Regions from separate parts of the Homo sapiens genome. Here region 2 is linked to region 1. The links are chromatin loops, found by intact Hi-C in ENCODE. Cell type or tissue: endothelial cell of umbilical vein. All regions are shown on one strand.

Region 1 (2,500 bases):
GCTACTCAGTTTACTAGGTTCATAATATAAGAAAGAAAAATGTGAAAAAAATTGAACTGTTCAATTAAAAAATTCAGTGTGCCAGTCTCACTCTCCTGGGCACCAGCAACATAGAAATGGACTAGACAAGCCCTATCAACAAAGCCTCAGTCTGCTGAGGGGTGAGAGACATACACAAATTGACATAATATGATACAGTAAGTGCTTTGGAAATACAGATGACTGGGCCAGGTGCAGTGGCTCACACTTGCTATCCCAGCACTTTGGGAGGCTACGGCAGAGGATCTCTCGAGTCCAGGAGTTTGAGACCAACCTGGGCAACGGGCAAAACCCCATCTCTACAAAAAATTTAAAAGTTCGCTGGGTGCGGTGGCACTTGCCTGTAGTCCCAGCTACTCGGGAGGCTTAGGTGGGAGGATTGCTTGAACCCAGAAGGTCGAGGCAGCAGTGAGCTATGATCCTGCTACTTCACTCTCACCTGGGCCACAGAGCTGAGACCTTGTCTCAAAAAAAAAAAAAAAAAAAAAAAAAAGGGAAATGCAGATGAAGGAGCAGTTGTGCCCCAGGAGTACTAGTTGAGGGCCAGGCTGCTGAGAAGCAGTTGAAGTAGCCTTGAAGCAAGGATGGGAGATTGCTGGGTGAGATCAAAGATACGCTGGGATGGGGGTGAGTGAAAGTGTGAGCAATGAGTAGAGGCAAGATTGTAGATGCTGCATTTGGAGGAATATTTCTGACTGCATAATCAGAGGTCAGAATGGCTAGAGAAATTAATACAGAGGTACAAGGCTAGATTTAGAAGAGTAAGCTAAGAACAGACTGCAATGGGCTTTTGAATGCCTGTTAAGAATATACATATTTTTTTCCTGAAAACATTAGAGACTTTTAAAAGTTTGGAAGTTTAAAAAGTTTAAAAATCTTAAAAGGTTTTTAAAACCTTTTAAGTTGCTAAAAGTTTACAATTTTCATTGAAAAAGAAGAAAATTGGCAAAGCACAGAAAATACACACAAAAACCACACCCATAATTCTACCAGTGAGAATTGCTTAGATATTTGATATTCTAGCTTGTTTTTCTGAGCTGTTTGAAAAAACATACTTGATCGCATAATGTATGGTCACTCTGTATCCTGTTTTGTTGGGTTATACATAGGTATTTCCCCCATATGAATTCAAACTTTCCATAAGCCTAATATTATCTGGCCTCAGAAACAATTAAAGCATGGAAGTGACATGATGACACATGTGTGGGTTTTTGAAAAATGAGTCAGATGAAAGGGAAAACAGATGGAGCAGGGCACGTGGTTAGGAAGCAACTGTACTAGTCCAGGTGTGAGATGAAGGGGGCCTGGATGAAGCAGAGGGTGAGAGACAAGGAAGATTCTGAGGACCTTGTGGCTAGATGTGGGGGTTAAGTCAGGTTCAACTCCTAGGCTGGATGAATTGGCAGATGGCACATGAACTACAAGAGAATGGAAGGCAGAACCTATTTTGTGGGCAAAAAATAAATTACATTTTGCAATACTGAATTGAGGGGCTTCTTGGAAGTCCAGGTGTAGATGTCTTACAAAAATAGAATATTCTGGGCTGGGTGCAGTGGCTCACCCCTGTAATCCCAGCACTTTGGGAGGCCAAGGTAGGGGGATCACCTGAGGTCAGGAGTTCGAGACCAGCCTGGCCAGTATGGTGAAACCCCATCTCTACTAAAAATACAAAAATTAGCTGGGCGCAGTAGCAAGCACCTGTAGTCCCAGCTACTAGCAGGCTGAGGCAGGCGAATTGCTTGAATTCTGGATGTGGAGGTTGCAGTGAGCCTAGGTCGCACCATTGCACTCCAGCCTGGATGACAGGGTGAGACTCTCTCAAAAAAAAAAAAAAAAAAAAAAAAATTCTGGAAGCATTACGATTTATTGGTTTAGGCATGAAGGCTTTGGAATGAAAATACCTGAGTTCAAATCCCAGCCCCGTCACTTACTAGCTAGGTGACCACTGACACATCACTTTTTTTGTAATTAAAAAATTTTAATGGCTATTGCTTATTTTTTATTCTGTATTTATTTATTTATTTATTTATTTTGAGACAGGGTCTCGGTCTGTTGCCCAGGCTGCCAGGCTGGAGTGCGGTGACGCTATCTCGGCTCACTACAACCTCCACGTCCTAGGTTCAAGCAATTCTCCTGCCTCAGCCTCCTGAGTACCTGGGACTACAGGCATGCACCATCACGCCTGGCTAATTTTTGTATTTTTTGTAGAGATAGGTTTTCACCATGTTGCCCAGGCTGGTCTTGAACTCCTGAGCTCAAGTGATCCACCCGCCTCAGCCTCCCAAAGTGCTGACAGGTGTGAGCCACTGTGCCTGGCCAGACACATCACTTTAACAAACTCTCCAGGCCATGGCTTCCTGACATGTTGAAATCATTGAGATGACAGGAAGGAAAGTAATGGTGTGGGTTTGAGAGAAGGAAGTAGAGTTGCTAATTAGGTTAGTTTTGTACTCTTATACTA
Region 2 (2,500 bases), 100 kb before region 1:
CCTCTTTTAAAAACCTGACTTGTTTTTATATAGAAATTACTTGGGATTGCTAGGTAACCCGCATAACCATTCCTGGAAAAAAATGGAAGGCCCTTTTTTGCTTTTGGGAATATGGAGAGCTTATACACAGTTTCACTATTCAGCATTGCTTGCAGTATTTCTTACAATTTTCTGATGTCTGTCAAAAAGAATCCTCAGATCTTTTAAGACCAATTTTTTTTTTTTTTTTTTTTTTGAGACAGAGACTCGCCCTGTTGCCCAGGCTGGAGTGCAGTGGCGGGATCTGGGCTCACTGCAAGCTCCGCCTCCCAGGTTCACGCTATTCTCTTGCCTCAGCCTCCCGAGCAGCTGGGACTACAGGCGCCTGCCACCACGCCTGGCTAATTTTTTTTTTGTATTTTCAGTAGAGACGAGGTTTCACCATGTTAGCCAGGATGGTCTCGATTTCTTGACCTCGTGACCCACCCGCCTAGGCCTCCCAGAGTGCTGGGATTACAAGTGTGAGCCACTGCGCCTGACCAAGACCTATTTTTAAAGGGAAGTTTGTTATAAGCCTAAATGCCATAAATGTAATAAAGTTACATGTATTTGGCATCATACTTCCTAGTCCACCCCCGGTATTCTAGAGCTCTCTCAGTACATTTTGAAACACCTTCGTGGAATTTTGAAATGCGTTGCTTGCGTAGTTCCTTGAGCCTGCATCACTGCCAGAAGAAGACTTATGAAACAGAACTCTGTACTTCCCATTAGTTAGTTCTTTATCATGTTGAACACTAGATGTGTATGTGTCTAGTGTCTAAATACAGAATGCCTATAGTTTCTACCAACAAATTATGGATCCAAATCCTTGCTCCAGAAGCAGGAAATAGGTTAATCAGAAGATTGCTGGATGTTATGAAAAGAATCTTTTATGGGGGGCTGTGAGTATTGTTTTGCAATTGCCATTTCTGAAATATCTCAGGTTAAAACATTTGGATTTTTTCACTATGCAAAGTATACAATAGATGAGGTCACTGGTATTTCTCTTTGTTTACTGTTAAGTGATAATAATTTGTACCACGATGGAAAAATTATCGTGGATTTTCTTTAGAGTAGTTCAGTGCTGTGGTTTTAGCACAAAGGTGTGCTTTTTCTTATCTTCATGATCCAGGAACAATTACTTGAGGGAATGGCATTTCTCCCTGTGAGTTCATAGCACAGAGTGTTTCCTGAGAGTAGTGGAAGTGAGTAAGTGCAACCACTGTTGACCCTTGTCATCTCAGTCTTTTTTATTATAACCTCTTTCCTTCTACTTTTTTCACTTGTCTTCTTTCTATTTCTAATATTTAAGATTTACACTTTAGCCAGTTTCTTAAAACTTATTTGTGCACCTAATATTTTCTTGGTCATCAATTATTTGGGGATAAAAATTCCCCCTACTTCTAAAACATGAGCAAGGTACATTGGTAATTCTCAGGTTTAAGGATTTCTTGAAATAACATTATCTGATTTATTGGGATCTGAAGTATAGTTGACTTGACTAGGTACTTCTATCATTGTGGCTTAAGTGATCTTGTAGTCTTTTATATTTAACTGAAAAATCATTTTAGGTTGATGTTTTTGTTCAGAGAAACATTTTAAATTTTAAACCAATATTTTTGTTCAGTAGGAAGGAGAAAAAAATAAACATCCAAGTATAAGCTACTGTAACATTTTGAGGTGTTTTTCCTCTTTGTAGCTATTGTTTTGTGAAACTGAGGCTATACTGTTTATGGATTTTGAATTATACTTCTCCCTCTGACCCCCACCATGTATCATTAAATTATTTCAGGCTACTAAAAATTCTCAGGAAATATCCATTTCAGTTGCTCTACACTATTCTGTTACAGGTACCTTAATTAACACATCCACTATTATTAGATATTTAAAATTTTTCTAAATTCTGTTTTATAAATAATCGTGAGAAGAACATGAATTTGTAAGACTGTCTTGCAAGGTGCCTTTGGTGGGGTGGGTCTCATTGTAGTTGTATTCTTGATTTTAAGATAACAATAATAGCTTGACCTTAGATTTGTAAGCACAAACATTGAATTAGGATTTTAAACAAATGTGTTGGGCATATCTTTGTTTAAATTTATGAATATTACCCTTTTTACACTTTTACTTATATGTGACAGGCAGCGATGTGCTTGCAATTTTAAAATTTATATTGTTATTATTTGTTATTATTATTATCATTTTTTAAGAGACAGAGTCTCACTCAGCTTGTTGCCCAAGCTGGAGTATAGTGGTGTGATCTCGGCTCACTGCAACCTCTGCCTCCTGGATTTCAGTGATTGTCGTGCCTCAACCTCCCAAGAATTACAGGTGCATGTCACCACACCTGGCTAATTTTTGTGTTTTTAGTAGAGACGAGGTTTTGCCATGTTGGCCAGGCTGGTCTTGAACTCCGGACCTCAAGTGATCCACCCGCCTTTGCCTCCCAAAATGCTGGGATTACAGGCGTGAGCCACCATGCCCA

What was found. Peaks named below come from ENCODE experiments on the same cell type or tissue, not always from the same donor. Only the 100,000 strongest peaks of a DNase experiment are listed, where the experiment ranks them.
Region 2: a loop joins it to region 1, with 7 times the contacts of the local background. A loop is called at or near these places in 1 of 110 quality-filtered maps.

The regions. Positions count from the first base shown.
Region 1 is chr12:32,585,329-32,587,828 of GRCh38, forward strand. All of the region lies in intron 4 of FGD4 (FYVE, RhoGEF and PH domain containing 4), which reads left to right. Among named protein-coding and RNA genes, the nearest start is that of DNM1L, 93 kb to the right of the region's middle. In endothelial cell of umbilical vein, no CTCF peak of the experiment used is centred here; a DNase peak (open chromatin) is centred at 1,213; H3K27ac peaks cover 1,507 bases.
Region 2 is chr12:32,485,224-32,487,723 of GRCh38, forward strand. All of the region lies in intron 1 of FGD4 (FYVE, RhoGEF and PH domain containing 4), which reads left to right. Among named protein-coding and RNA genes, the nearest start is that of FGD4, 87 kb to the left of the region's middle. In endothelial cell of umbilical vein, no CTCF peak of the experiment used is centred here; a DNase peak (open chromatin) is centred at 1,188; H3K27ac peaks cover 1,907 bases.